Linked DNA regions of Mus musculus: regions 1, 2, 3, 4, 5 and 6 are each linked to region 7. The links are chromatin loops, found by intact Hi-C in ENCODE. Cell type or tissue: heart. All regions are shown on one strand.

Region 1 (4,000 bases), 560 kb after region 7:
GAAATGTTATTTGCTTGGATTTCCAGGAAAGTTGGGGAAGGTGATAACTTATCAGTTTAGAATACATTTACCTCAAAGGGGAATGAGTATTCGTGTGTGTGTGTGTGTGTGTGTGTGTGTGTGTGTTTGTGTGTGTGTGTGTGTGTGTGTGTTTGTGTGTGTTTGTGTGTGTGTGTGTGTATGTGTGTGTGTGTATGTGTGTGTGTGTGTGTGTGTGTGTGTGTGTGTGTGTGTGTGTCGGAGGCATCTGTAATATCCGAATGTGACTGCCTTCTCGCTCAGATAGGAAACAACACATTACAACTGTATTAGCTGATGAGTGAACTGTGGCTGGCCCATTATCTGCATAGAAAATCCATTAGCATGACGTTATTAATGTGCCTGTTCATCAGCCTTCCCAGGTCACTTGCAATCTTGCGACATGTTTTGTCATTCACACCTGATAGGTTTCCAGATGTTTCCATCTGCAAGCACGTGAACATGTCTTACTAAGTCACTGGGACAGCAAAATCCCATGACAACATATTAGATTCCATTTCAGTGGGGGAATGACAAGGTTTCTTGTTTTAGTCTTTGGTTGTTGTTTTTCTTTTTTTCATGAGGCAAATAATGAAGTTGGCTTTCAGTGGCTGATATTTACAGATGTTTTCGAATGTTTAATCTTATTTTCTGTAGCTTCCCTGTCACAGACCAGAGATAAGCATCTTGGGGAAGCCACCTGGTCCATGGACCATTCTTGGATGGACCTAGGCTAAAGAAGAGAGGAGCTAGTTCCAGGCTTCGCAAGTCTCCCTGCCTCTTTCAACTCCTGGCTTCTGAACTGGGTTCAGGAAAACGCCCGTATCCATATAAGAACATGGCACAACCTAGACTCAGCCCACCAGCTTTGGTTTGCCACCCCAAGCTACTGCTGCTGAAAGTGGTTAATTATAATGACAGCCACCACTGACTGACCAGCTACTCTGCCATTCCTTTATATTCTCCCACTGTATTCACAGATTAGACGGCATTGTTTGAATTCTCCAGGTTACAAAAGATGCAATGTAAGAAAATTAAGAACTTATTTTCATTCAATTTAAAACATGAAAGATGGTCCTGAATCAAAACAATGGGTCTCTGGGCTCAAATTATATGGTGTGTGTGTGTGTTTTATGTAGATTATCTCATGGTTGTGGAGCATACACTTTCCTGACTAAGCCATCTTCCCAACTCTTGATACCTTATTTTAACAGTTACTTTCCTCTGAGTATGTAGGAGAGCACTGAATGGCAAACCAGATCTTTTTTATGCTACAAATACTTCTTGAGTGCTGCCCCTCTGCTGGGCTCTGAGTTTTGAGCAAGTCTTCCACAGAGAGGAAAACACAAAGATACTCACACTCATGGACAGTGAGCATGGACTTCAGAATCGGTGTGAAAAATAATAAACATAAATACAGCAGAAAGACAGGTGTGGCTGCCCACAGGGGGACGGCAGTGTGTGGGAGAAGACAGCAGGCTGTCCTTTAAAATGGCCGAGTAATGTTCACCATCAGCAGAATGTGACCACACCACCACCTACCAAATAGCAAATCCTGGGTTTTTATGGTTCTCTTGTCACTACAAGCAGCCTTTCGTCCTTGAAAGGGAACACGGGATGTCTTGTGTCGGGTGTTCTATTTAAGTGCATAAAAAGAAATGTTATTCTTTCAAAGCCATTCTGCCCTTCCCTTCCTCTTACTGGGTGAAAATGCTGAAGGCTTGGCAGCTGGAACAATGCAGGGATGGGAGAGGGGAGAGGAAGGAAACACAGCTTCGCTCTGCGGGAGACTGAACAAGGGTGAAGCTGCGGCCCCGCCCCTTGGGTCCCTGGGCGCCCCGCCCTCCTGGTCCCCTGGGATGCCTGCTGAAGGGAAGGAAGAGGAAGTGCCTGCCTGCCTGCCAGACACTGCCTCCCCCTCTGAAAGTAGAGTTTACTTTTCTCAAGAGCTAATAATGTCCTATTACCATAGATTTGGATTTCGCTCAGATTCAAAAAGGAGAGCAAGGCGTTCTTCTTCAAATGTGAAGTGTTTCTAGACTTTTAGAGAAAAAAAAAAAAGGCATCCACATAAAGGCTACTGTTTTGTATATAACATCTTTCCTGGGTATTCCAGAAAAGAAACAACGTGATAAAAAGAAGCATTGCTACACAGGTTTCCTGTGAACGTTGATTGGTTTTAAGAGCTTAGGGGAAAAAAGGAGAGAAACAAGAAGAAATGATTTCAACAAACTAAGAAAAACGCTCCAGTAAACGCACTATGAAAATAGGCAGAAATGAAATCTGGTTCTTGGTAATAATATTATTAATTTAAGATATCCTTAAGCAACAAGTTCCTTCAAAACATTATGTAAGCTTAGCGTTAGGAGGACTAATAAAAACAATCCTACGGAAGACCAGAAGAGGTGGAGGGTCAAGTCTGCTTGCCTGGAAAGGCTAGCAAGCAGTTCCCACATTCTGCCACCAGCAATGACATAATTGTCTGGGATGACTCACGCTACCAGCTACTGTGCAGTGCTTTTCCAGAAAGAACCTGAGCAAACCTTTGCCGCATGGGAGAGAGACTATTCTCTTCTTATTCAATAGATAAGAGGAATGATCAGACTGGAAGTGATTTATGCAAGGCGAGTAAGGCTGGATTTGAAATCCTCAGCCCTTTCTCCCTTACTTTTCCTGTATGTTCCTGTCTCCATACTCTCTTCAAAGAGTATGTACTTGTCTTATGACAGAATAATTCTTTTGTAGAATCCGAACGTTGTATGTTTACTCTACTGAACTGATTTCTTAAGCCACTTACTCTAATTCTCAGGATAAAGTCCCCTAAGAACTATGAGGAGGTCTGAGTCCTGGGGGGGGGGGGGGGGTGTCTGTGCTACGTTCCTTGACTAAACCAGACTGGAGGACATCTAGTAGTGAAGCAGTAGAAACTAAACCTCATCTTCGCCCTGCCTCATTCACACCCCTCTAAGAGTTCTCTGAAACATAAGGGGTAACAAATCAAAAGGGCTAAATCAAAGCCAGCATTTTGTAGACTAGGTAATTAGGGATGAGAATTTAACAAGTTCCTTCACTCTATTCTGACTTTGATATTCCTTTGGAAAAACAGAGGGGGAGGCAGTCAGAGTTTAGGGAAAATGGTTTCTTCCTTTGTATGCAAAATATTTAAATGAGTATATACTATACATAATCATATTAGTGAACATCTAGAGTTATAAGGCAAAGTCATTGGAGAACGGGAAATTATTTTTCATCATAAAATATCTATCGTCACTGCATTCCTTTGTAAAGTAACTTGCCTGAGACTGTGGGATACCATTTTTTTTTTTCTGTCCAAGCCAAAGAAGACAAGTACTGGGAAATGCAGTACACAAGTGCACAGGGTCAGAACAGTCTGAGCATTCGGGTCAGGCCCTCCCAAGGCCTCTTTCCCAAAATAGCATCTCCTTTTACTTAAATCAAATGTGTTCACTCTTTTAAAAGATATGTATGCTATTGACTTTTCCGTTGATGGGATAAAAGCATCATAATCAAAACCAAGTTATAGAAGAAAGTTTGTTTTGTACATAGAATTTCAGAGTGGGATTCCATAACTGAAGTGAGGGCAGGCTAGCAGGAGCGAGGAGCAGGATGCTGTCTGATCACATTTTTCACCCACACATAGGAAACAGAATAAGAACTGGAAACAGGGTGAAGCTATAAACTCTGAGAGCCTGGTCCCAATTTCATGCTTCCTCCAGCAAAGGCCACACCTCCTAAAGGTTCCAGAACCTCCCTAAGCATTGCTACCTACTGGAGACCAAGTATTTAAATATATGAGCCTCTGGAGGGCATTTCTCAAACCATTCCACGCATCACGTACAACAAATCTTCCCAGGTAGTCAACTTGACCATCTGTGTTTCTGGGAAGAGCACTAATCCATGTGTGTTCTTTGGTATGTGTCAGAAATACTTGGAGAAGCTCTCGACTTGTGTACTTGGGCAC
Region 2 (4,000 bases), 690 kb after region 7:
GGAATATTCCTTAAGAGTATCTACCAATGGAGGCATTCAAAGAAGAAAAAGGAATACAATTTTATGATGGGTGTCTTTTTTTTTTTTTAATTCCTGTTTGACAACCTAAGCAATGAAGTTATTCATAAATCCGACTGATTTAAAGCTGCAATCAGAACACTAGTGTTAATATTCCACAAATGGTTTTAAAAACATGTTATCAAACCTCACTGCTAACAGGAGGTTTACCCTGGAGCAGCTCAAAATCAAGACACAACACCTTAGCAATGCTGCTTTTTAACTTAAGCATAAACTAAACCACCAGAAACTACCAACAATACACATTTCTCTGGATTACCCAAGTCTGCAATCCTGGCAGGAAGCCTGTGTCGCAGCTCAGTCCAATTTGTAACACAGGGCATTTTACCCTAAAAGATGTTTTGACTCAGCTACGGTCCTGACACAAAAAATGAACTGGGCAGACTGACAGGGTCCACCTGTAAAAGTTTGACTGCAAAGACAGCGTCATCTGGGCTCTGCGTGCTCCCCGTAGGTAAACAAAATCTTTGCAGTTTCAGGTGATGATGCTTTCTAAAGCTGCTGGCAAACTCCGAGAAGCTTATCGAAAGCACCACAACCTGAAATCGGAAAAAGACGGGGCAAGTTTCTTTAAACTTTCACATGCAAAATGCAGCCCGCTAAATTTATAAAGACGAAGAAGTCTCAAAAATCATTAATATATGACCAGGGAAGAGTCCTAAGGTGGGGGGAGACCCAGAAACCTTTAATCACTAAACATGGACACCAGGACCCCTCCCTCCCTTCCTTGGAATGTGAAGCTCAAACCCCGTTAATATTTACAGCAAAATTACTAGTCAGGTGTGGTGGTGCACGCCTTTAATTCCAGTATTTGGGAGGCAGAGACAGGTAAATCTCTGCGTTCCAGGGTATCATGGTGTACATACTGAGCTCCGAGCCAGTCAAGGATACACAGTGAGACCCTTTTTCAAAAAACAAACAAAAAACCCAAAAATTACTTGTCAAAGTGTGAGTTATGGCGACAAAGAAACCTCATAAACAATCATAACAGAAAGCCACTTCCGGCAGAAAGGCCTGCAATTCCAGAACTATCTCAAAGGTAAGGATGACATAAGGGATAGTCACATCCTGTATTGAATGGGGTAATTTTCCTACAGTCCACATCAAGCCAGGCTTCATGGTGCTAAGTGTAATCTCAGTCAGACAGGAGGATCAGGAATTCTGGTCTTCCTTAGCTATATGGCAAGTTCAAGGCTAGCCCAGAGCCTCAAGACCTCTGGTCTCAAAACAAAACATTAGCATGTCAAGGCTTGTTTTAGGATCACAAAGCAAGACCCAACTTGTAAAAATAAGTCCTCAAACTTACTGTTAATTATGAATTCCTAATTTTAGCAGTCATCTTTTATAAATTATTTTTTTTCTTTAATTTGGGCAGTGTAAACCCTTTTAAATTACACCTCTCGAAATAAAAAAAAAAAAAAAAAAAAACAAAAAACAAAAAAACAAAAAACTGGTAGTAAATGACACAGCAGCAGACACTCAGTTTTTTTGTTTTGTTAAAATAGCTAAACCAAACATTAGCCAGAAGCAGTTGGCACGAACTACTCAAGTAGCTATGCTGTGCTGCACACACAGGCTCGGCTCAGTGGTCTGGGGAATGGAGGTGAGAGTCACAGGAAACAGCTGGATGCTAGGTCTGAGATACTTGCAGGCTTCACAGGCCGGATGTCACCTGAACTCTAAAACTGCAGTTTGAATAGGCGCTTCTTTTGTTCAAGCAGCAACAAAAAGTCTTGACAGCAAAGTCAAAGACACTTCTCTATTTCATTTATGATGATGACATCTTAGGTACTCAGGATAGACCTGAACAGTGTGGAAGAGTCCAGTGTTCAAAGCCAGTCAGGCAGCTTCCAAGGAGTTCCCAAATGATACACAAATTGGCCAGCAGGAGAGTGAGACCTGCTTTAAACCAGCCTGGGATATAATGCTCAAACTCAAATTTGAAATGAGGGACCTTTTAGAGAAAGGGCTAGATGAAATATGTCATTTAAAAAAAATGTCACAATGAGACCCATTATTGTGTAGAAAGAAGAAGAATCTGAGCTCCTGGTCTGGAGCTGTGCCATATTATCCGAGACGCCTGCATTCTGGGGGCTAAAGCAGGAAGATCTAGAGTGGGGGGGCCAGCCTGAGCTACATATAGAACAAGAGACCATCTCAGAAAGCAAAATAAGGGAAACAAAATCCAAACTCTTCCAAATAGCCTACTGACAAAAATATATGAATTCCATTCGTACTCTTAAATACATGGCATGTTTAGGGTTTAGTGATGTGTTTCTGGATCGTTAATAAAAGTATCAGGGAAACTTATTACAAATTAAAAAACAAAACAAAACAAAACCAAAAAACCTCCAATTTGTTTGGAAATACTACTGACTTAGAACAATTACTGACTTAAAGTCATTTAAATTGCCTCAATTCCCAGTGTTCACATGTTTTCACATGCTGCCCCTCCCCCAATCCAGTTAATTTTAACTGTAAAGCAGAACTCAAATTTCTGCTTTCAATTTCCACCAAAATATCAGTTTATCTTCTACAACCCCCAAACTAGCAGCATGTCTTTGCCCATGAGGTACACGTTACTAACCTCCAGCACAACACTCAGTTTCCCCTGCTATGGAAATGCGGACAAAGCCAGGGCTTCAACTTTTGAGAAAAGAAGTGCATCAACGTACCTGTTGTTGGATTCCAGCTTAGGGGATTTTATTTTATGTAACTCTTGCAAGATGAGAACCAGAAAGCGGCAGATGGCTCTGCTGTGATAAGCCTGTTCTTTAAGGCTATAGGTCACCTGCCCCAGGATTTTCTAAAGGAACAAATCCAAGGGGGCAAAAGAACTGTTTCTCAAAGGAGGGCCAGAGAGGATTGTTATCTTCACTTCCCCAGGAAGCAGTGACTGGGATCCTTTGGGCATCGCCACTTTTGGAAGATGTTACCTCTGTCTTTATCCTCATGAGATCATTAGCTTGTGAATGTGTCCATGCTTTTAACCTGAGTTAAAAAATCTAAAAGCCTTCCTCTAGTTCCTTCTGATTAGTTTCTAATTACACCTCTCCCAATGTGTTTGTGTGACCAGTGTGCAAGTGACATCCACACAGCTTACAAATCTAAGACGTCTGAGAAAAATATTTTGTAGCTGAACCTCTGTAATCATGACAAGAGATTGATTAAAATGCCAAGATAAGAAACAATTTATTATAGAGAGAAGAAAAATTTCTCATCCAAAATATAGAAATCTGTACAACTTTGCCACAATCAATATACATGAACTGTACAAATTTACACCAGTTCATAATTTACCAAATAAAAGATGACTAACAAAGTTCACAAAATAGATGGTGGTTTGTGGGAAAGACTCTTACCCAATTGAGTACAAGGAAAGTTACAAACCAGACCTCCACTTTCTAAAAATAAGAAGTTTACTCCACTCAGTCTTAGAAAACTACAAGCTAGCAAATGTACAGAGAGCTGGCTGGTGCTAACAACCACAGTTGAGACAGTGTCTTTTTGAAGGGTCTTTTCAAAGCCTGCTGCCATGGCAGAGCCTGGTCGCTCCCTACTCTCAACGCCAAAAACACAAGGTCTGACCATTTCCCCCAGGTCATGCGTACTAAGTTTGTCTTTATGTACATTTATACATTTTAAGTGCTAGGTAAAAGTCTCCGTGTAAAAATTTTTCCAGTACTACCATGCTTAAAACATTGAGCTTTCCTATTGAGCTGCCAAAAAAGTTACTGAGAACTTTCAAGTGTAATAGTGCAAATTCCCCTGCAAGGTTGACTGCGAAAGAGGGTTCTTTGAAAGACAGAATTTCCTTAAAGGGACTGCTGTGACAAATTGGGTATAAGGTCTGGGAGAAACTGAAACCACCCTTCGACTTCACTCCCTAGCAAATAAAGTGATCCTTTCCTTGGACTCACAG
Region 3 (4,000 bases), 1.1 Mb after region 7:
AGAGGTGGGTCGATGGGTAGAAGGAAAGCCGGCTACGCAAGCCTGAGGACCCGAGTTCAGGGCCCAGCACCCACCTAACCCTGGAACTAGTCAAATTAGTGAAGTCTCAGTGCCAGTGAGAGCCCTGCCTTCTTATATAAAGTAGAGAGCAATCAAAGAAGCCTCCTCACATCGACCCTAGGTCTCCACATGCATGTGCATGCATAGGCAACCCCACACATGGAAATACAAGAAAGCGCTCCTGCGCATGCGTGCGCGCGCACACACGCCACACCATAGTAAGAGACAGGAGTACAACAATAACTAACACACGATCGGTCGCCGTGAGAAGCAACCCTGACTTTCAGGGAAAATGCCATTGATAAGTTCACATACTGTAGACAAAGACGTTATCATCGTGCCCAGAGAGCACAAGGAAAACATTAGTAACCTTGATCGTGTAGAGGAAATTTACTAAACCTGGGCGGCAGAAGGCATCGGAGAACAGCAAGGCCACTCAGAGTAGACTGCTCACCATGGAAGGTCTAAGTGCTCTTCCTACAGCTGAACAGGTAACCAACAGAGATGTGACAGAAATAAGGTGAGCAGAGGGACAGAGAGGTGAGAGTCTTATCTATCGGTACATTCCAAAAGGACAATTCACAGTATTAGACAATCCCGCTTTGCTTGGCTCTAACAAACCACCTTGGGTTGTGGAATGATGAGAGATCTGTTTAGCTTACAATTTTTGAGTCTGACAATTCAACCCTGGGTAAACCTAGAGTGTTTGGCCCTTGGTGACAGTCCCCTATGTGTGCTACCCTGTGGCAGATGGTGCCGTGGGGGAGCCAGTGCAAGGAAAGAGACAACACATGGCAGAGGCAGGAAGCCAGATCATGAGAAAGGTGAGCGTTATGTTTTATAACAACCCACTCTAAGAGGAAGTCAGCGGGTTCCCATACACATGGCTTTGATCCCTTCCGTGTGAAATAATTACCTTGGTCTAATTACCCCACCTTCTCTTAAAGGTGCCTGTCTCCAGCATCACCACACTGGCGACCGAGCTTTAACAAACACACACACAACCCTGGGCAACATACTCCTGCTACAGTCAAACAGCAGCTAACATCTAAAAGTAGTAGCTTAGAGAATAGCAAGACAAGCTGATTGTTTCAGAGATGGTGGGTGGGGGGGTGGACTAAAATACAGGTTCCAAAATGAAAAGTTATACCTGAGCTGAGAGAGATACTGAGGACTGGGAAAGTCAAGTAGGTATCTGACTAACCGTGACTTTCATTGTTAAAGTATGCCATTCTCATCTACACTTTGATTAATTTTTTTTAAATAATTGCCGTAAAAATGTAAAAGTACTTACTTCACCACAAAATATATAATCCAATATTATATAAATGATGTGTATGAAACTCTTGAGAAAATATTCCACAATATATTGGAAGTTGAACGTGACTCACTTCGTTTTTGATAGGCAGCCACTGACTAATTCTAAAGTGCTCAAGTCCAGTGAGAGGAAAAGTGTCTTTCACCATACCCTTCCATCCGAAGACATCTAAGTCCATCGATTATGGTGTACAGGGAATGCCTGATTGCTTTATGATGTCATATGCTGCTACAGAAATTATTTATGATGCTCCCGGAGCAAGACGATCTACTCTGGGGCTGATACCTTGATTCAGAATTTGACACCTAAAGTGGTTTGAAGCACTTGTGATATTTAGACGTTGAGTGACCCAATGCCATTGCCTTCAAAACACACATTCAAAACATACATTTTCCACCGGGAACTAGAAGGGCATTTGCAATGAACATCCCTCCAAGCAGCCGAGAACAAAGGAAATGTTCGGCAAAATGATGTTGAAACACTACCACTCAGGCAGGCCTTCTCCCCAGTATCTTTCCAGCCGAATAGCGTGCCTGCCTGTGACTCAGATACTGTTCACATTGGAAAAACAAAGCGGAGACATCTACTTAAACGCGCAAACAGTGCCCTCTGCTGGCGGAAATGGGATGTTAGTTAAAAGAACTTCGTCTCAATGACCACAGGGAAAGAAGGGGGAGGGGAAGGAAGGGAGAATGGAGAGATAGAAGGGGAGGAGAGGAGATGGGGAAGAAGCAGAGGGAATAGGAGTGGGAGGGAGAGGGAAAGAGGGAGGGAGAGAGAAAAGTGGACTGGGGGGGGGGGGAAGGGGTAAGGAGGAGGAGGAGGAAATGATACAAACAGGAGAGAAAAAAAAATGGGTTTTAGTCCTTTTTAAGGATAAATGCTTGAAGCATCTTATCACATAGAAGATGCCAATATATTTCCTTAAATCCCAAAGTAACACGTGGCCTTGAATTAAGGAATGGTTTTACAGTGTCCATTCTTTGCCTTACTAAGTTATTTACTCATCACAAGCTCCCTCTGGGGGTGTCCCCCAGTGCTCTGACTATGCGACATAATATACACTCAGCCTTTGCAGAAGATAGTAACTCTATCAAACAAAATTGTTTCCTTAGCTCACAGACCAGGGCTCTGACAGGGTTCCAGAATGTCCCAGGCTGCTCGACATGTTTCTAAATGCTTAGGAAAATCTTAATGTTGATTTTTTGTTTGTTTGTTTGTTCTGTTTTGCTTCAACAAAAGAAGTGGTTGCTTGAAGATAGCAAAATTGGTTTCTTGAAAGAAAAGAAAATGAGTGAGGTATATCCTTCAGGGCTGGCAGGGGGGCGGGTCTGGAGATGTATGTCATACAATTCATCGTAAGTACTTAGTCAATGGAGTAGCAATTCAAATTAGTTTATATATATATATATATATATATATGCACATGTATAGGTAGTATAGTTACGATATTATCGTGTATATATATACACATACGATATATATACACACATACTATATGTGTGTGTGTGTATATACATACATACATATATATATACATACATACATATATATGAATATGAAAGCCAGTATTTCTAATATCTTACATTAAAAATCAGTTGGCTACCCAGCTTCCCATGCCACCACAGTAGTGGGGTTAGCAATGTAAAATATGTAAATATGTTCTATTTTCATAAGGCATTTGCACTGGTGTATTAATACTGTGTGCATATTTAAAGATGTTACAGAGCCCAGCTTCGTCTGACTGTAAGTCGTCACCCCACTACAGGGTCGCTTAGCTGAAGGTGACCGTTCTAAAGACAGTGACAATAGCAGAAGACTCCTGGATGTGCAATGATCAAAAATAAATTCAGCCTCAATTGTGTAACAATCCCAAGGTGCTTCAGGCTAGGCTCGCCTGTGTTACACCGCACAGCTTCTCTGTACTCTCAGCTCGGAACACACAGGAGCCTGTATGCTTATGGATGCCGTCACTCATCCCAACTATCATGCTCAACTAGTCCATTGAACCATCACGCTCAGACGCCCTGCACGCTATGGACTGCGGGGTTTTTTGCTGTTGTTGTTTTGTTTTGTTTTGTTTTTTGTTTTTTGGTTTTTTTTTTTTGTATTTTATCATATGCACAGCTTTCTGCTCTTCTAGAAATGTTAACAGCTGAATTAGGGAAAGCAAAGATGCTCCTGTCATCTGGCCCCAGCCAGGGAGTGTCACATCCATGAGTATAGATTTGGATCATGTTGTGTTTGAATGTTTGATGGTTGCTATCCAAGTCACTGCTGAGCTCCTACACAACACCATTCAATTAACTTTTGCTTGGGTTTAAGGCAGGATTTCCAGCAAGTTTTACAATGGCCTTACACATATTTCTGTACTTCGGGCTGTATATGTATGCAATATGGCCTTCTCAGCATCGATGATTAGAAAAATCAAAAGTATCAGTCAGTTCTTTAAAGCATTGAAGATCTTCCACGGCCTGCCATATTAAATATTTAGGCGAGGTTTAATTCTAGTTATATTTACTGTGGATATGCAATCCTCATGAAAGAGTCTGCAAGTCTAAACTAAGTACTTGTGAATTAATGTTCCAGCGAACCGGCAGTGTGTGAGCACATAAGGTTCTT
Region 4 (4,000 bases), 150 kb after region 7:
TCCATGCATGAATATTGCTGTGTGCCTTGCCAAGAAAACGTGTGACAGAAGAGCTTTGTCCAGGCATGAATTATAATGCCATTGACTGTGAGTTCGATGTTAATGAATCATAAGTAAGATGTCTCCACACATAAAATAAGATTATATATTGATCAGTAGACAAGAGGCTTACAGAAACCTGCTTTTGTGTTCCCCATAGGAACAGTACTACAATAGACACAAAACTCAATTTGGTGATCACAAAGAACCTGTAGAACATAGTTCCTAAAGTCAAGAGAATCAAATATACATGTATAATGTGCTTTGAATAAGAATGGCCACATAGGCTCATATATTTGAATGCTTGGAGGGAGCACTATTTGGAAGGGTTCATGGAAGAAGGGTGTCATTGGGGATGGTCTTTGAGGTTTCAGAAGCCTAGGCCAAACCTAGAGTCTCTCCCTCTTCCTGCTGCCTATGGACCAGATGTGCAACTCTCAACTTCTCCAGCACCATGTCTGCCTGCACACCGGCTTTCTGCTAGAATGTCAGTTCATATTAAGCCTCTGAAACCATAAGGAAAACCCAATTAAATGTTTTCCTTTATAAGAGTTGCTGTGGTCATGGGGTCTCTTCGTGGCAATGGAACACTGACTAAGTACATAATGTATATTCTTATTTATATGTATATTGTCTCAGGAAATATTTTTAATTCTTTATTTTACTTTTGAGATTATAATATAATTACTTCATTTCCTCTGTTTCTTACGTCCTCCAAACCTTCCCGAAGACCCAGTCTTTGTGTCTTTAAATTCCATGGGCTCTTTATTCATCAATTGATGAATTGATGAATATATATTCCGAGATACATAAAGACCACCTGCTCAAGGTGTATGATGTGACTTCTGCGCATGGTCTCAGATCCCCAGACCAATCATAAGAGGATGGTAAATTCTGTGCTGTGTGTGTTTGTGAGGGGAGTTAAGAGATTAGAGAGTAGAAAAGAAGCAATATTTACTTACCACCTCATGGAATTTATCACATGTATTATCCATAAAATAACAGACAGCACTAAAGAAATAAATGAAAGAAAATTTCTAATGCTTCCGTTACTCTCACCAACAATAATTTGAAGAAGCAAACATTTCATTAGTAATTGCTCAAGCTTTCAAAATGCAGATAGAACACACACTGGCTTCTTTTTACAAGGACATACATTAAGTCTCCCCTCCCTTTTTCCTCTAGCCTTCCACTCGTCAGCCCCTCCCTGCACTGGCACAGATTTCTGATAACAGACTTCCTGTCACCCAGGCTATCTCCTTGTGCTGGCCTTTCCACGGTACCCACACTGGAGAGACAAGTCCTGTCATTGTTCTGAAATGTAAGGCAGGAGCTTAGATGAGGAGATATCAAACAGAGAAGAAACTTCCTGTAAGGTCTATTTGGTGGTGGTGGTAGTTGTAAAGTGTGTGTGTGTGTGTGTGTGTGTGTGTGTGTGTGTGTGTGTGTATCTCTGTGTGTTTACTTCTAAGTATGGCTATGAGTTTTTTGGAAAAGAAAAGAACTCTCTATTATAAGTCACCTCTTATGCCCTTTATACATTTTATTAGTTTCTTATTTGACTGGAGAAAAAGACAAATATTTTAATTTTACCAGAGGAAATGGACTACCGGTGAATAAGCAGCAGCCTGACATCCAGCCTTCTATATTCCCAGTATACAAGAAGATGGCTATCTCAGTACATCCGTTGTTTTCAGGAAAGACACTTGAACAGGGTTAAAGACATTTTGTTTGCTTGTTTGCTTTAGGGAAAATACACATACTGATACTGGCACTGGACGAATACAGAAGGGGCTGTGCATTTAGAGTTCCTGATCGTGATGGCTTCTAGTACTGAGCTATGTTATTAGTCTCAAGCCTGTATTTCAATTAGACTGCTTCCCCCACCTCTCTGAGACTGAGTTGTAATGCTCACTATTTCCTCTAGAGGGAGAACGGAACAGCAATCCACCAGAACGGTATTTATGGAAAAACTGGGTCAATTAGAGTAACCCTGAAGATTTTTTCATGACAGAAAAACACGAGTTTGCCAGGAGTTCCATAAACCAAAACACAGAGTGGTTACTTGCAATAAGTGGCCTTCTCTGTGTAACCGAGTCACCCTTTGTAATGTATAGGAATGTGGCCTCAGTTTGCTGTCGATATTAAAGCAATAGGGAAAAAAGTTGGGGGCACACACCTCATTTCACTCACTTTACCCACTCACTTTATATAAGTTATAAAGATGTCTCCATTACATTACAGATGATAAGCTCATTAGAGATGTTTGCAAAGCTGTGCATTTGAGTCGCAGTCTTTATGAGCATCCCCTGCTCGAGCACACATGCAAGGTAGCATGAGTGAGGAAGACAATCTGCAGAATGAGCTATTCGGTACATAAAGACACTGCCTAGTACCTCACATCGGGATGACCATCCATTCCCTCCTCCCTGTACCATTTTCCAGGATAGCCAGCATTTGGCTGACATGATCCAATCCTTTTAAGTTTCAGAGACTTGATTTAAAAAAAAAAAAAAAAAGCAACCCTGTTTTAAGATTTGTGTGCCTTATCCAGAAGCTCCCATCAATGGTCGCCACCCAGCTACTACACATCCTGAAAAAATAAGTATCAAATGGAGCCAAGACCAGCAACTCCAGGAATAAAGACTCCTACGAGACAGCAATGGTGATAGGAAATTCTCCTGTTCATCAGTGTGGTGCCCAGTTCCCCACCCCCACCCTGATGATACAGTGACATCATTGGTCAGCAGCAGCACTGGCCTATTTTCTGTACTGCTTATGGTGGATTGGACTGGATGGAAATAAACATCTTATATAACAGGCAGGCTGTGCTTCCTGTCTTTCTCTCCCTACCCAAGGAGATTTTCCCAGTGTGAATTCTGCCTGTACAATTAACATTGGCCAAATTTCAGTTGAAAAAAAAATCTGTTAGGGTTTTAAGCAGATTAACAAATACAGCCCATGGATGCTGTCCCCTATTCCTTCTCCTTTATACGCATGAACGCACACACACACACACACACACACACACACACACACACACACACACGAGAGAGAGAGAGAGAGAGAGAGAGAGAGAGAGAGAGAGAGAGAGAGAGAGAGAATCTCCGAGTTTGCCTCCCACCATTGCCTCCAGGCCCCCTGCAATCAAAACAGCTTTTTATCAAGAGACAAGAAAAGCAAGCAAGTTAAATTGAAATTGGTCTTGGAACAGTTGAAAACAAAATAAAAGATTGCAGATTAGAGCTATTGTCCCATCTCGGAGATACAAAGCAGACCCCCCTCTGTGCTTATTTTCTCGGCATTGAAACAGACAAACCAAAGATTATGAAAGGGTGCATCCTGCCCTAAGTAGCCTTCAGCATCAAGAAGAGTACAACCCTAGAACCAGACATGTGCAATTGTGATTTGTAATGATTAACCAAGACTCCCTGAGCTTTGTCTCATAAATCTTGCTTTGTGTGGAACCGTTTATGAATCCTTGAACTTGAGCATTTTATTGTAGAGGCTGCTTCTGAAGAAATTACGTACAAATGAGCCTTCAGTATGATTTTGCTGATTCCAGTACAATAAGTCAGAGACAGCCGAGAGCTAAGGGGCGGGGAGGAGGAGGGGGGAAATGGTTGAACAGCTTAGTGGAGACTCATTTGAAATCAGCAAAGTGATGCTATGTTGGGAAGGAGGAGGTTAACTGACCTAGTGGACTTTGTTGGTGAAATCATTGTGCAGTCTTGATGCAGTCAGTATTTGAACATCATATGCATGCCTCGAACATGGAAAATACCAAAATAATCTGAATAACATGGAGCTTGAACTTGGCATTTGAGGATTTTTTTTTCACTGAACTACTGATTTGCAGTCCAACTTAGGAACATGCTTAGGAGCCAATTCAGGGGGTAGATGATGAATTAAAAGGGCCAGAAAGATTGCACGTGGCAGAGAACCAGAAAAATTTACTGCA
Region 5 (4,000 bases), 1.2 Mb after region 7:
GGTCCAAACTCTTGACATTGCAACATGACTTTCTCATCTAGAAAGTTCATCCTTGAGAACTACATAACTATGTTATTTTTGAGAAAATTCTCATGTTTTAAGTAAATGCATAATTTTGTGCTGGGCCACATTAAGTTATCCTGGGATGCATGTGGCACATGGGTGAGTTAGAGATAGCTGCAGGGCCGAAGTCATAAAGCCAGAAACTAGCTGACTGGATTTCAAACAAAAGCATGAAGGCTCCTCATGCCAGCCTATGTGCAGACAACTCAGGCATCTGGGTAGAGTGATTCCCCAAATCTTTAAAATGAAACTGGCCCTGAAGACTCTTCCTAAGACAAGCAGTCATGAGTGTGAATCTTGCCACTTATCTTGAAAAGCATGATTCTCTCTGGTTGCTATCTACTTCAAAAAGACTTAAAAATATACAAATAAAAATATTTTTATTTATTAATTTGTTTATTTATTTATTTATTTATTTTTCCCATTTTTTATTAGGTATTTAGCTCATTTACATTTCCAATGCTATACCAAAAGTCCCCCATACCCACCCACCCCCTACCCACCCACTCCCCCTTTTTGGCCCTGGCGTTCCCCTGTACTGGGGCATATAAAGTTTGCCTGTCCAATGGGCCTCTCTTTCCAGTGATGGCCGACTAGGCCATCTTTTGATACATATGCAGCTAGAGTCAAGAGCTCCGGGGTACTGGTTAGTTGATAATGTTGTTCCTCCTATAGGGTTGCAGACCCCTTTAGCTCCTTGGCTACTTTCTCTAGCTCCTCCATTGGGAGCCCTGTGATCCATCCATTAGCTGACTGTGAGCATCCACTTCTGTGTTTGCTAGGCCCCGGCATAGTCTCACAAGAGACAGCTACATCTGGGTAAAAATATTTTTGTTCCATCAACCTTATGCATATTTTTTTTACATTCCTAGACTGGCAAGATTTCTCTTTGTCTATAGATCTGCCCTCTTGGAAAGTCTTCCTCCCTCCTGTGACATGGAAGGATCTTGGTCTTTTTTTTTTTCTTAGTTGGAAGCAAAGAAAGCAAAGTACTGAAGAAACAGCTTGCATCACCAAACACCTAAAGATACATCATGAATTTATACCTTTAATATATCTTACAGCCTGCAAGACAGAAACTGGGTAAGCCTTCCCATGCATAAGGAAGTGTGTCTGGGGATATTGGGTACTGCACTTAATGTCATGTATGCAGAGAGTTGATCCTTTTCCTTTCTCCCTAATTTGTCTGTCTTTCCCTCCTTTTGTTCTCTCAGAAAGCCCACCACTTCAGAAAGTCTAAAGAGATAGGGGCTTATGAGAGTCAGATAAAAAATATTTTGAAAGGGATAGTCATGCATTTCCTGGCTTTGGAGAGGTCTTGGTGGTGTGCTCTTAGATGTTGTGATATTAGTTAGGATCAACACCCTGCCATTGGGCATGGGGTCTCTGGAATCTTCACTCCTGGGTGTAGCTGGAGGAGAATGCGTTCTGTGTGTCTGTAACCAGAAAGGGTAGAATGCTAAAGCCGGTCTAATTAAGGCCAGTCTGCCTGTCCATGACTGTCTGTCAGACTTGAGTCTGGCCTGCCTAGTGCAGTGGAAACAAGTGGGTTTTTTTTTTTTTCCTCCTTTTTCCTCATGTTTTAACTGTGTGAGGTTACAGTGCCACCATGTGGATCCTCCGGTGTGAACCTGGATAATGAAGCTGGGGCTACAAAAGTGGTCACAGGCAACCTAAAAGACTTGGGAACAGGGACAGAAAGAGAAACCCGGTTTTTGAAAAGACACCGTGGTTCGTCAGGAAAAACAGAAGTCACGTCGGTCGGTCAAAAGATAATTTACATTCGTGAGCACCGCTTGGAGCCAAACAGACGCTAGTTGAAACTTACCAAACTGTCTTTACAGCCTCAGTTGCCTTGTCTGTGTAACGGGCACTGTAGTAGCTCCTCTAGGCTGCCGTTAGAATCAAAAGGCAGTGCACACAAAGTGCTCTCTGCCTGCCATGTCTGGTTGTTATGACTGAGCTAAGAAAGGAACTTCACAGCCTTATGCTGAACCGCAGTCCCGTGCTAGGACTCTCGACATTTTGCCCATGGTTTTACCTTGATTTAAGCCTTAACCATTTCACCTTCCCCTGCCTTTGACATGTGAGCTTTGCAGCAGTCAAATTTCAAATCATGTATTTCAAATCATGTTTCCATCATCTTGTAGCTTTGTAGCCTTGGGATATTTAAACCTTCTGAGCTGGGAAGCTGTGTGGTGATGCTGGCCCTTTGTTCCAGCATCCAGGGTATGGAAGCAAGAGGCTACCCTCTTGTTCAAGGATATTCTCTGCTAGATAGTTAGTTAGACTCCAGTATGGACTCACAAGACCCTGCCTGGGGAAAATAAAAATAGGGAACAACAAAATCCTGAGTCCTGGTTTCCTTGTCTGTAAAATGGGGTTAAGAACCTGTTACAGAGGGAACTAGAGCTCGGGCACTCGAAGCTTCGGATGCAGTAACTTCAATGGTCATCAGTCTGCGCCCATCACTGTTACGGTCATGACTACACTACAGGACAGCACAGCCTCACCTTGACCTCCAAGTAACAAAACCTTTAAGTTCACCTTAACATCAAAGAGCGATTGAGGAACTAGACAGGAAGCAACTTCTGTGGTCTATTTACCTACACACCTCAATGTTGAGGTTCTGTGGTTTTTATAAGGTTATCTTCTCAAGGCTAAAAGTGCAGCTATGAACAGTTTACACCTCAGTGTTTTCAGTATTAAAGTGTATTTCATAGTCAAGGTTAATAGTGCCATGTGTTAGTAGCACACACCTTTAATCCCAGTACTCAGGAGGCAGAGGCAGATGGATCTCTGAGTTTGAGACCAGCCTGGTCTACATATAGAGTTCCAGGACAGCCAGGGCTACCTAGACAAACCCTGTCTTGAAAAGCAAACAAACAGAAAACAGAACAAAACAGTTACTACTCTGATGTCTTTAATTTATTTTACATGTCTTCATCTTCTGAGGCCCCAAATCCAGTCCTTTCAAATCAAGCAAAATCTTAGAACTAATGAACAGATTTAGACTTGATGAAGACAAAAACTCAATCGTATCCATCACCGCAAACTCTGAAAGTCTAGATTTGCCGTGACACCTGAGTGGTCCTAGCCAGGATAACACAAACGCAAAACCACGGTGATCTTAGCTCTAAGCTTTAACACCTCCAGCTATTCGGGGGGGGGGGGTCCCCAAAATGTTTCATAAGCCTCCTCCACTTCTGATCCCCACCACTATGCTTAAGCCACAGTCTCATAACTACCTCCTTGGACTGACAGCAACCTGCTGCACTTTCCCCACCAGGCTATAGGCAGCCCTGCAACCAGAGGGGCCCCAGGCATCTCCCACACCTGCCCCCTTCCCTGCCTCACTCCTTAAATATCCCCAACCTCAGTAAATATCCTCATTGCTGCTTCCATTAAAATATAAAAAGCACAGATCTCCTGAGAGCATTTAGAGCACTGGAGTCCTGGCTAGGTCTAGAAACTATAATCTATAATAATAAATATGCATATATATGTATAATATAGATATTTATTATATACGATATGTTTTTTTAAGTTTTATTTATTTTTTGTATGTGAGTGCATTGTATCTGTCTTCAGACACACCAGAAGAGGGCATCAGATCCCACTACAGATGGTTGTGAGCCACCATGTGATGCTGGGAATTGAACTCAGGACCTCTGGAAGAGTAGTCAGTGCTCTTAACCACTGAGCCATCTCTCCAGCCCCTTATTTTTTATTTTATATGTCTTTATATGTAATATATATCTTTATTATACATGTATAAGATTTATATCTTTATATATAATATATTTATATGTGTTTAAAGATAATCTTATACATGTATCTTAAAGAAACGTAAATACACTGTATTCTTTATATATCTTTATATTATCCATTGTAATGTATAGTTATAATATCTATAATTACATAATATATAATTATA
Region 6 (4,000 bases), 980 kb after region 7:
GTTAGTTCTACAGGGATAAATCAGACCAGGAGGACAGAGGGAAAGCAAAAAAACAAAACAAAACAAAACAACAACAACAAAGAAAACAAGCCTACTAAATTTAATGCACATTGTTAACTGTGAAGGTCTGGATTTAGAATTTGAGATGTATGTTTCCCCTCCCCTGTCAGAAATAAATTCTTTATTATTATAAAAGTTCCTTGGAAAGGACATAAAAGATATTAGGACTTGTATAGGTAATGACAAACTAAAGTAGTGTTTTCAGACTGAAACATTGGTGGCCCTGATAGACTGAGAAACTCCCCAGGCCTCTTCCAAAGATGTACTTGATGGAGAAGCAAGGGCCGGATTCTCCATTTCCCAGCCTCCAGTTTGATTTGCTTTCCATGACATTAGGTTATAGCAACTGAGGTTTGAGAAAGAAAAAAAAATGTCATTCATCATTTCTATTTATAGTTATGGCTAAGGAAGCTATTGAAGGACATGTAAAAATCTGTAAAATATATATGTATGTATACATGTACACATTCAAGGAAATAATTACACACACACACACACACACACCATCTCCCATGTTTTAACAAAGAAAGCACAACCTCCTGACGCTGCCATTTTCCACACAGTCTTTTGTTCGTTTCTTGAACAGCTGCCGCTATGAGTAGGTGAAACACACACACACACACACAGATCAAATTGCAGTTAGGTGTGTCAAAATGACTGGGTGTTCTTGTTCTGGGTTCCCAAGGCTAATTATTATTTTTAACGCCGTTTGATATGCTAAGTGAGGCTGCAGTAAGAGTCCTCATGTGTGCATTAGTCATTGCCATCACCGCCCATGGGTACTTCTGCATGTTTTGCTGCTTCCAAAGTGTCTGTAAACGATTCTATCTAAGCATCTGAAGAACATCACAAGCAGCTTCCTCTATGGTTTTTTCCTAGGAAATAAATACCAAACTGGCACAACGATGGCAAAACCGTGAGTGACATCAGTACATACAGTGCCCTGTCCTTCCATCCTGTCACGTGCCTGGTGGGTAAACATAAATAAATCACCTAATTTCCCTGTGCCTCAGTTGCTCTATCTGTAGTATGGAGCAATGAGGAATGAGATCTCAAGGGCCCACTTTTGAACTATAAAGCAGGCTTCTCTAAAGAAGGAGAGAAGGAAGGAGGGTCCTGTGGTGTGTTCGGCCTGTTCCACATAGCTAACTGCAGTTGTTTCCCGTTGCTAGGTCGTTTATTGATTGCCTACAACTAAACCTATTATCTTTGTCTAGAATCTTTTGAAGCAATCCATGAATAACAACTCATTTCAATTTCATAATGACTCCGAGGTCTTACCAGCTGTTGCCGCGCCTGTCTTACAGACTAACAAACAGACGCAAAGACACAAAGCCATTCGATTCAAGTCTGGCAGGTGTGAGACATAGATCCAGGGCTCACGTACTACAGCTAGTTCAGGGTCCTGGAATCCACTCTGTTATGTCCTGCGGAGCGGCCAGGAGCTTGACTGAGAGGCAAAAACAGCTAGCATCCTCAGGCTCTGCTCTCCAAGAACACACTGAAGATCACTGAAGGGCTAGCAAGCCCTCTACGTGGGCTAGCATGGAACAGAGAGGTCTCAACAATTTGAAGGAACATCAGGAAGTGTAAACCACCCCCCAACCTTCTGTAAGCATTCCTACCACACCCCACTAAGGTGGAGGGGGGCGGGGGCTGGAGGCAAGGAAGGGAAATCATACCAATACATGCCTGCTCCAGATCCAATCTTCCAGAAACAGTCCAAAGGAACACCCTGGGCATGTTCAAGACTTGATTTATTTAGTAGCTAACAGCGTAACTGCCAACTACAATCTTCAAACTAGCTTTACCCACTGCCCCACCCATCCATCAGACCTTGCCATTCCCACAGGCAGTGAGAAGGACCAGGTATGTTCATGTGTAGATTTCTCTGCTTGCTAAAACCCCCCAGGCTTTCCTTTGTTCTCAGGACATGCAAGTGGCCACCTGTATACCTGTGTTCTGGACTGTACGTAATCCTGCTGTCAGCTCCCAAATAAAACTCCCTTATTGATTGACTTTTGACAATTCCAGTCATTTTGTTTGTTTGTTTTGTTCTGTTTCGTCGTCCCCCACCCCCACCCCATTTCCTTCCCTTAAGGCAGCTCGAGGTAATAAAGGAACTGCCTGGTCTTGATCACGAGGTCCTCTTGCCTCAGCCTCCAAGTCCAGGATGACTACAGTGCCTAGGGGCATCTCTGCGATTTCAATCTGCCCTCTACAGGCCACAAGGAATACCCTAAAAGAATGATCTGCCACCAAGCTTCTGGTTCTCCCATGGCACTTGCACCACAAACACAGTGATTCCCAAGCTGGTGGCCACCTTACGACACTGTTCTGTCACTTGCATAAATGTCTTTTTGGTGTGTTGTCAGGCAAATACCTGACACTTGGCACTCTGAAAATTCCTAAAACACCACATACTGCAAAGTCAATGATTTGACCAGCTGTGAGCCCGCTTGCAACCCAAACCGGCAGGACTAGAAACAAATCGCACTGCTTCATGCTACAGAGCCATCTTTCCTAAGGGTGGGTGCGGTCTTGTGATCCTTGTGTCCAGTCCAGTTTCTCATATGTGTATTGTGACTTCTGCTTGTGCAAAACAGGACGTTGCTTAACCAGGCCCTTATGGGAGGAAATACAGCCCAGCAAGCAGAACAATGATTTGAAAGTCCTGAGTTCTATTTTCAGATCTGCTGTTGACTGGCTGTGCAGTCAGCCCTACGAAGGTCATTAGCAAAATGGCCTTGCCCTGTTGGCGGTCTCTGTATTCGCAGCTCTGGACGGGAAACAAATCAGGGAGCTGGCACTCAGCCTTGAGGAACTAGAGTCTTAGGAGAATAGATGTATCGTCAGGCTTTGTCTTCATTCTTAAAGCAAAAGCACAGAACAAAGCCTCTGGGGTGGGGGAAAGGAGCTGGAGTAGAATTCAGAGAGGAACCTGATAACCTTTCCAATACCAGAGACGTGAAGGGATGGCATGAGCGTTCAGGTCAAAGGCAGCTCTTTGGCACATGCTGAATCTCCTGTGTGGGATACGGAAGAGACAAAGGAACCTGAGCTTTGACAGACTTCTGTGAACTGAGTCAAAAACAGATATCCAGAGTGCTGCCTGGTAGGGAACAGGCTGAGGACTGGAAGGGTCTGTGGAGAACCAGAAAGCTTATAGCCCCTTCTAAAGAGTCTGCACCAGCTCTTTGTCCCTCAGATAAGCCAGTGACAAGGTCCTGAAGTGCTAGTGTTTTAAGAGGCACTGCACACTACCATTTTTATCAGGACTTCCCTTTTCTTTAAATGAAGATCCATCCAAGTTTTAAAGTGATAGCGGGCAGGTAAAAATGTGTGTGTAACTTGAACAAAGCCCTTTCCACATCTCTTTAACATGTCCATGGATGGGATTTCATAAGAGTTGAATTATTGTTTTCTGATAATGGAGCTATTCCTTTAAACAGAAGGGAATGAGCAGTCTAGAATGCGCGAGTGTTTAAAAAAATCCCAGTGCACGGGGCTGGGGAGATGGCTTAGTTGTTAAAGTGCTGGCTGGGGAGATGGCTTAGTTGTTAAAGTGCTTGCTATACAAGCAAGCGGACTTGAGTTTGGATGCCTAGAGCCCCTGTGAGAAGTGATAAGACAGTTGCCTTAGAGTTAATCTTGCTTTGGTGAAACACTACCACCAAAAGCAACTCGGGGAGGAAAGGGTTTATTTGACGTACACATCCTGAATCAGAGTCCATGGAAGCCAAAGCAGAAACTCCAAGTGGTCAGGAACCCAGAGGAAGGACTTGATTCATAGGCTACAGATGGGTAGTGCTTACTGCCTTGCTTCCAATGGCTTGCTTAGCCTACTTTCTTTTAGAACCCAGAGCCACCAGGCCGGGGTGGTAATCAACGACAACGGGGCCCTTCCACATTCAATCACTAATTAAGAAAATGTTCTACA
Region 7 (4,000 bases):
GACATTTCTCCCCAACAGTGAAATCTGCTAAGGCAAGGTACACACCTTCCCTACATCTTGACTGTTCTCCACAGTTCTGCTAGAACTTTTGTGTAAACTTTTCCTTATCCTTGGCTACTTTTGTTATGGAAGCCTCTCTCCTGAAGAACGCCTGCATCTTTGAATAGGATCCTAGCCATGTCTCCCAGGAGCCTTTGCGGGATTTCTGCACTTGCCTGACACCATGTTTAAATGACACTTTCGTGGTTTGCAACAAAAAATAACAGGCCTTTTTCAGGAGATGAACAAAGAACAACAAATAAAGTCATATCGCCAAGCTTGGATAAATAAATACTAGGCAAATCTACAATTTAAAAATCTCTTGTAAGAACCAGGGGAGATTCTTAACATCTTTCTTATTTAGGCCTCCACAACCCCCCCTTTCCTTTGCAGGAAATAGTTTCATTTTTCTGCCAATAAATTGCTTTGTGATATATATTTTGAGATCAACTTAGCTTTTTCTGCTTTTTGGCCTATTAAACGGAAGGCTCGGGGGTTGGGGGGTGAATCAAACTTTACAACCTGGTATTTTCACATCTGGCAACTTTTCGTTTCCTGGATATGTTAGATAATTTACAAACTATGTGTTTTGATGCCTTGTCACTTAAAGTGTATTTAGGGAGGTTAAAAAAAAAAAGTCCCCCACTGAACAATCGGTTGAATATGCTGCAAACCATGCTTTATCTAAATACCCCCACAAAAATACCCCACACTGAGTATTTATAATTTTAGATGCCACACATAAAGTGTATACATGTTGCAGTAATTATATACATATTGAATGCGGTAAGGGAGAAAGATGGATATTATTGTAACTCTCATTCAGTCACTGATGAAAATTTTGTCAACCCAAAATGAAAATCTACAAAAATCCCTTGTTAAAAGCACCTTCACACTCGTATTGAAACTGTGTGTGTGTGTGTGTGTGTGTGTGTGTGTGTGTGTGTGTGTTTAATACGTCCACACACTATGAAATGTTTTTGGATCAAGTCTGAATACAATATATTTTAGGCTTTCTCTTCCTAAAAGGGTAATACAGAGCTTGTGAAAACGCAGGTCCATTTCTGAGTTAGTTGTTTACGAAAAAGCACATGCTAATGTAACAGTGTATATGGAATTAAAGAGAAAATGTCAAACACGCCGTGACATCCAAAATACATTCAGCTGCTGCCTTTTACTATGGGGACTTTCATTCTGCCGCGGACTGCCTCCAAGACCCAGTGGTTTTGTGTGTTGGGTTAAAAATAGCCTGCCAAGCCTGACAACTAGATTCTGATTGGCCCGAAAGGGAGGCCGTTCAGCCAATGAGAGCGTCTGGGAACAAAAGCAATTCTTTTGTGTGTATGTGTGTGAGAGAGAGATGCTCAACCCACGTCAAAACAGCTTCGGGCTGTAGAAATGATTTGGGTAGAGATTTAACAAGGTAATAATGCATTTCAGCCCTCTGAAAGGTTTGAAGCGGAACAAAGCGGGGGGTGGGGTGAGGGGAGCCGGGAAATCTACAAAAGAAATGGAGCCAGAGCTCAGCTTCTACCGATGAATCATATGGGTGTTCGTGCTACAAGCAATACTCGTTTTCCTTCCCCCCACCTCCCTGAGACCTTTACTTACTTTTCAGGCATTTTCTCCTCCCAAACAGACAAAAGCCATCAAAGGCTTTTTACTAATGTGCAAGTTTGTTGTTGTGATTCGCTGGCAAGGAGAAAGGGACAAAACCCAACTACAAAACTCATTTCATTAAATGTCACAAAAAGAAAACAAAGACCCATGAGTTGTACGCCGTGAGTAGTGAAGATCCTGAAACTTTGAGCTTTAGATTGTGGGTATCAAACACAGCCCACACTCTCAAAGACAGTTCCGGGTCGCTCTCCAGATATGGAAAACAAAGAGGGACTTGATTAGAGACAGCTCTGGGTGCTCAAGGCCTTGCGAGCATCGGGCCGCCAGGGGTCGCTGTTGCACAGTCGACGAATCTCTTCCGCGGCGCTTTCCTGTGTGTCTTTAAGGAAAGAAATAGGATTTGATAGGTACTTCTAGCTTAGGACTAAAAAGGGGTTTGGGGGGGGGGGGTGAGGGGGCGCTGTCGCCGTTTGAAATCCTTAAGTACGGCTTATGATCAACACTATGGGACAAAGCAACCGAAAACACAATTTACTATACAGGGAATTTAGTGCCACGGAGGACAAATGTTGCTGCAATAACTTGGTATTGTGACTTAAGAGAGCTTTTCCTAAACCACGTCGCGATTTTAAATTAGATGAAAAGAGTGAGCACACAACGCTGTTACGGATACCTTATTGTCTCCAATATGTATATGCGAGTGACCTGTGTAATGTACCCAGCCAGACGTGTTTTGGCAAAACAATTCAGATAATACGTGGCTTACATATTAACCACAGAGGAAAGTGTCAGTTCAACACACTGTTTTCCTCTTGAGCGTAGATTTCACGGTACAGGACACATAAGCAAAACTTAAGAAACCTTTACTCCTGGTGTGGGTGTGGCATCTAAAATAACCCCGCTTCTGAGTAAAAGAGGAACAAACGTTTATAGTCTAATTGGGCATGATAAACTAACAATGCCCAAACATTTTCTGTTTGAGAAAAAGCATAACATATTTATTTGTGAAGTATTGTTCCAAAGTACATATTGGAGCCAGTAATGGACTTTTTTCCCCTGTTCATATTCATCTAGCAAACATACAAAACTGGAAGCGTCCTGTGCCTTTCTTTTTCTATGACACTCAATTATAATGCGTTGTACACAGCATATAAGGAACTAAAAGGCAAAGAATAAAACCTACTGATTAACTATATTTCCAAACAGCTACATTCCCAGAAGACTGTGTGTATGCCTGCCTGCACGTATTCAGCATTCGACAGCTCCAAAAACAAGGTCTATTCCCTTAAGGACTGTCATGAGTTTTATGAAGTTTGCTCAATCATGTTGGCCTAACAGCAGCTAGAGAAACTGATCATTTAGCCAGTAGGTATAATTGTCGTAGAGAGCCCAAGAGACTTAATAGAAATAGCATGAGGTGGTGTCAGTGGAAGAGTGTTGGGCCACCGTATGTATACTGCCTTATTCCATGCATTGGCTGAGTTCCTTACTTGCTCAAACCCAGGCCTTGCAGCTGCCCCCCATGCCAGACCCATCCCATTGGCAAGCACCAATCCCTAATTTTACTAAAGATGCTCTGTTATGCTTCAGACAGGAGCATCTTGTCCTCTGAGAGGCTCCAACCAGCAGCTGATTGAGACAGTTTCAGACACCCACAGCCAAACAGTACATGGAGCTTGGGAACTCCTACGGGAGAATAGGAGGAAGGATTGCAGGCCAGAAGGGGATAAGGACCCCATAGGAAGACCAACAGAGTCAACTAACCTTTGGGGCTCTCAGAATCTGAACTACCAACCAAAGAACATACACAGGCTGGACCTAGGCCTTCCCGTACATATGTAGCAGATATGCAGCTTGGCCTTCATGTGAGTCCCAAATAACTGGAATGGAGGGATTGACGTGACTGCCCCAAAAGCTGATGCCTGTAGGTGGGATATGTTCTTCTAGTTGGGCTGCCTCCTCGTCTTGCCTCAGTGGGAAGAGAAGTGCCTAGCATGGAGGAGACTTGATGTCCCAGGGTGGGGTGTGTTCTCAGAGGGGCCCCTACCAGCTCAGATGAGAACGGGGGGGGGGGGGGAGGGAGAGTGGGGGAAGGGTTGCGGAAGGGGGTGACTGGGATGGAGGCTGTGAGCTAGACGTAAAGTGAATAAGTAAAAAAATAAAATTAAAGAGAGAGACAGAGACAGAGACAGAGAGATGAGAAAATGCAAGCAGTTGTTGCCCACACTGCTCCACCTCTATAGCCACCTTCATCATCTGCTTAGAGTCACACATGTTCTTTACAAGAAAGCAAACTTACTTTTTCTATACATGGCGTTCACTCCGATGAAGTCATTCCTAA

Evidence for each region. Peaks named below come from ENCODE experiments on the same cell type or tissue, not always from the same donor. Only the 100,000 strongest peaks of a DNase experiment are listed, where the experiment ranks them.
Region 1: a loop joins it to region 7, with 7 times the contacts of the local background. A loop is called at or near these places in 5 of 42 quality-filtered maps.
Region 2: a loop joins it to region 7, with 4 times the contacts of the local background. A loop is called at or near these places in 30 of 42 quality-filtered maps.
Region 3: it touches region 7 in a loop (10-fold over the local background); 37 of 42 quality-filtered maps call a loop at or near these places.
Region 4: a loop joins it to region 7, with 6 times the contacts of the local background. A loop is called at or near these places in 6 of 42 quality-filtered maps.
Region 5: it touches region 7 in a loop (10-fold over the local background); 15 of 42 quality-filtered maps call a loop at or near these places.
Region 6: a loop joins it to region 7, with 2.5 times the contacts of the local background. A loop is called at or near these places in 3 of 42 quality-filtered maps.

Annotation. Positions count from the first base shown.
Region 1 is chr10:96,749,576-96,753,575 of GRCm38, reverse strand. No RefSeq gene overlaps it. Among named protein-coding and RNA genes, the nearest start is that of Gm33897, 36 kb to the right of the region's middle. In heart, a CTCF peak has its summit at 2,486; DNase peaks (open chromatin) are centred at 1,845 and 2,485; H3K4me3 peaks cover 813 bases; H3K27ac peaks cover 1,791 bases.
Region 2 is chr10:96,618,873-96,622,872 of GRCm38, reverse strand. It overlaps Btg1 (BTG anti-proliferation factor 1), which reads right to left. Exons shown (of 2, transcript NM_007569.2): 2 at 60-4,000. Among named protein-coding and RNA genes, the nearest start is that of Btg1, 3.9 kb to the right of the region's middle. In heart, a CTCF peak has its summit at 1,967; no DNase peak of the experiment used is centred here; H3K4me3 peaks cover 2,661 bases; H3K27ac peaks cover 634 bases.
Region 3 is chr10:96,212,040-96,216,039 of GRCm38, reverse strand. No RefSeq gene overlaps it. Among named protein-coding and RNA genes, the nearest start is that of 4930459C07Rik, 12 kb to the left of the region's middle. In heart, a CTCF peak has its summit at 1,985 (motif pointing left); a DNase peak (open chromatin) is centred at 1,959; H3K27ac peaks cover 498 bases.
Region 4 is chr10:97,158,402-97,162,401 of GRCm38, reverse strand. No RefSeq gene overlaps it. Among named protein-coding and RNA genes, the nearest start is that of Gm34044, 75 kb to the left of the region's middle. In heart, a CTCF peak has its summit at 1,962; no DNase peak of the experiment used is centred here.
Region 5 is chr10:96,129,977-96,133,976 of GRCm38, reverse strand. No RefSeq gene overlaps it. Among named protein-coding and RNA genes, the nearest start is that of Gm40746, 49 kb to the left of the region's middle. In heart, a CTCF peak has its summit at 1,673 (motif pointing left); no DNase peak of the experiment used is centred here.
Region 6 is chr10:96,331,702-96,335,701 of GRCm38, reverse strand. The region is part of intron 2 of Gm33782 (a long non-coding RNA gene); the gene reads right to left. Among named protein-coding and RNA genes, the nearest start is that of Gm33782, 25 kb to the right of the region's middle. In heart, CTCF peaks have their summits at 2,286 (motif pointing left) and 2,832; DNase peaks (open chromatin) are centred at 2,271 and 2,711.
Region 7 is chr10:97,311,130-97,315,129 of GRCm38, reverse strand. No RefSeq gene overlaps it. Among named protein-coding and RNA genes, the nearest start is that of Gm34044, 77 kb to the right of the region's middle. In heart, a CTCF peak has its summit at 1,954 (motif pointing right); DNase peaks (open chromatin) are centred at 1,299 and 1,979; H3K4me3 peaks cover 1,507 bases; H3K27ac peaks cover 1,860 bases.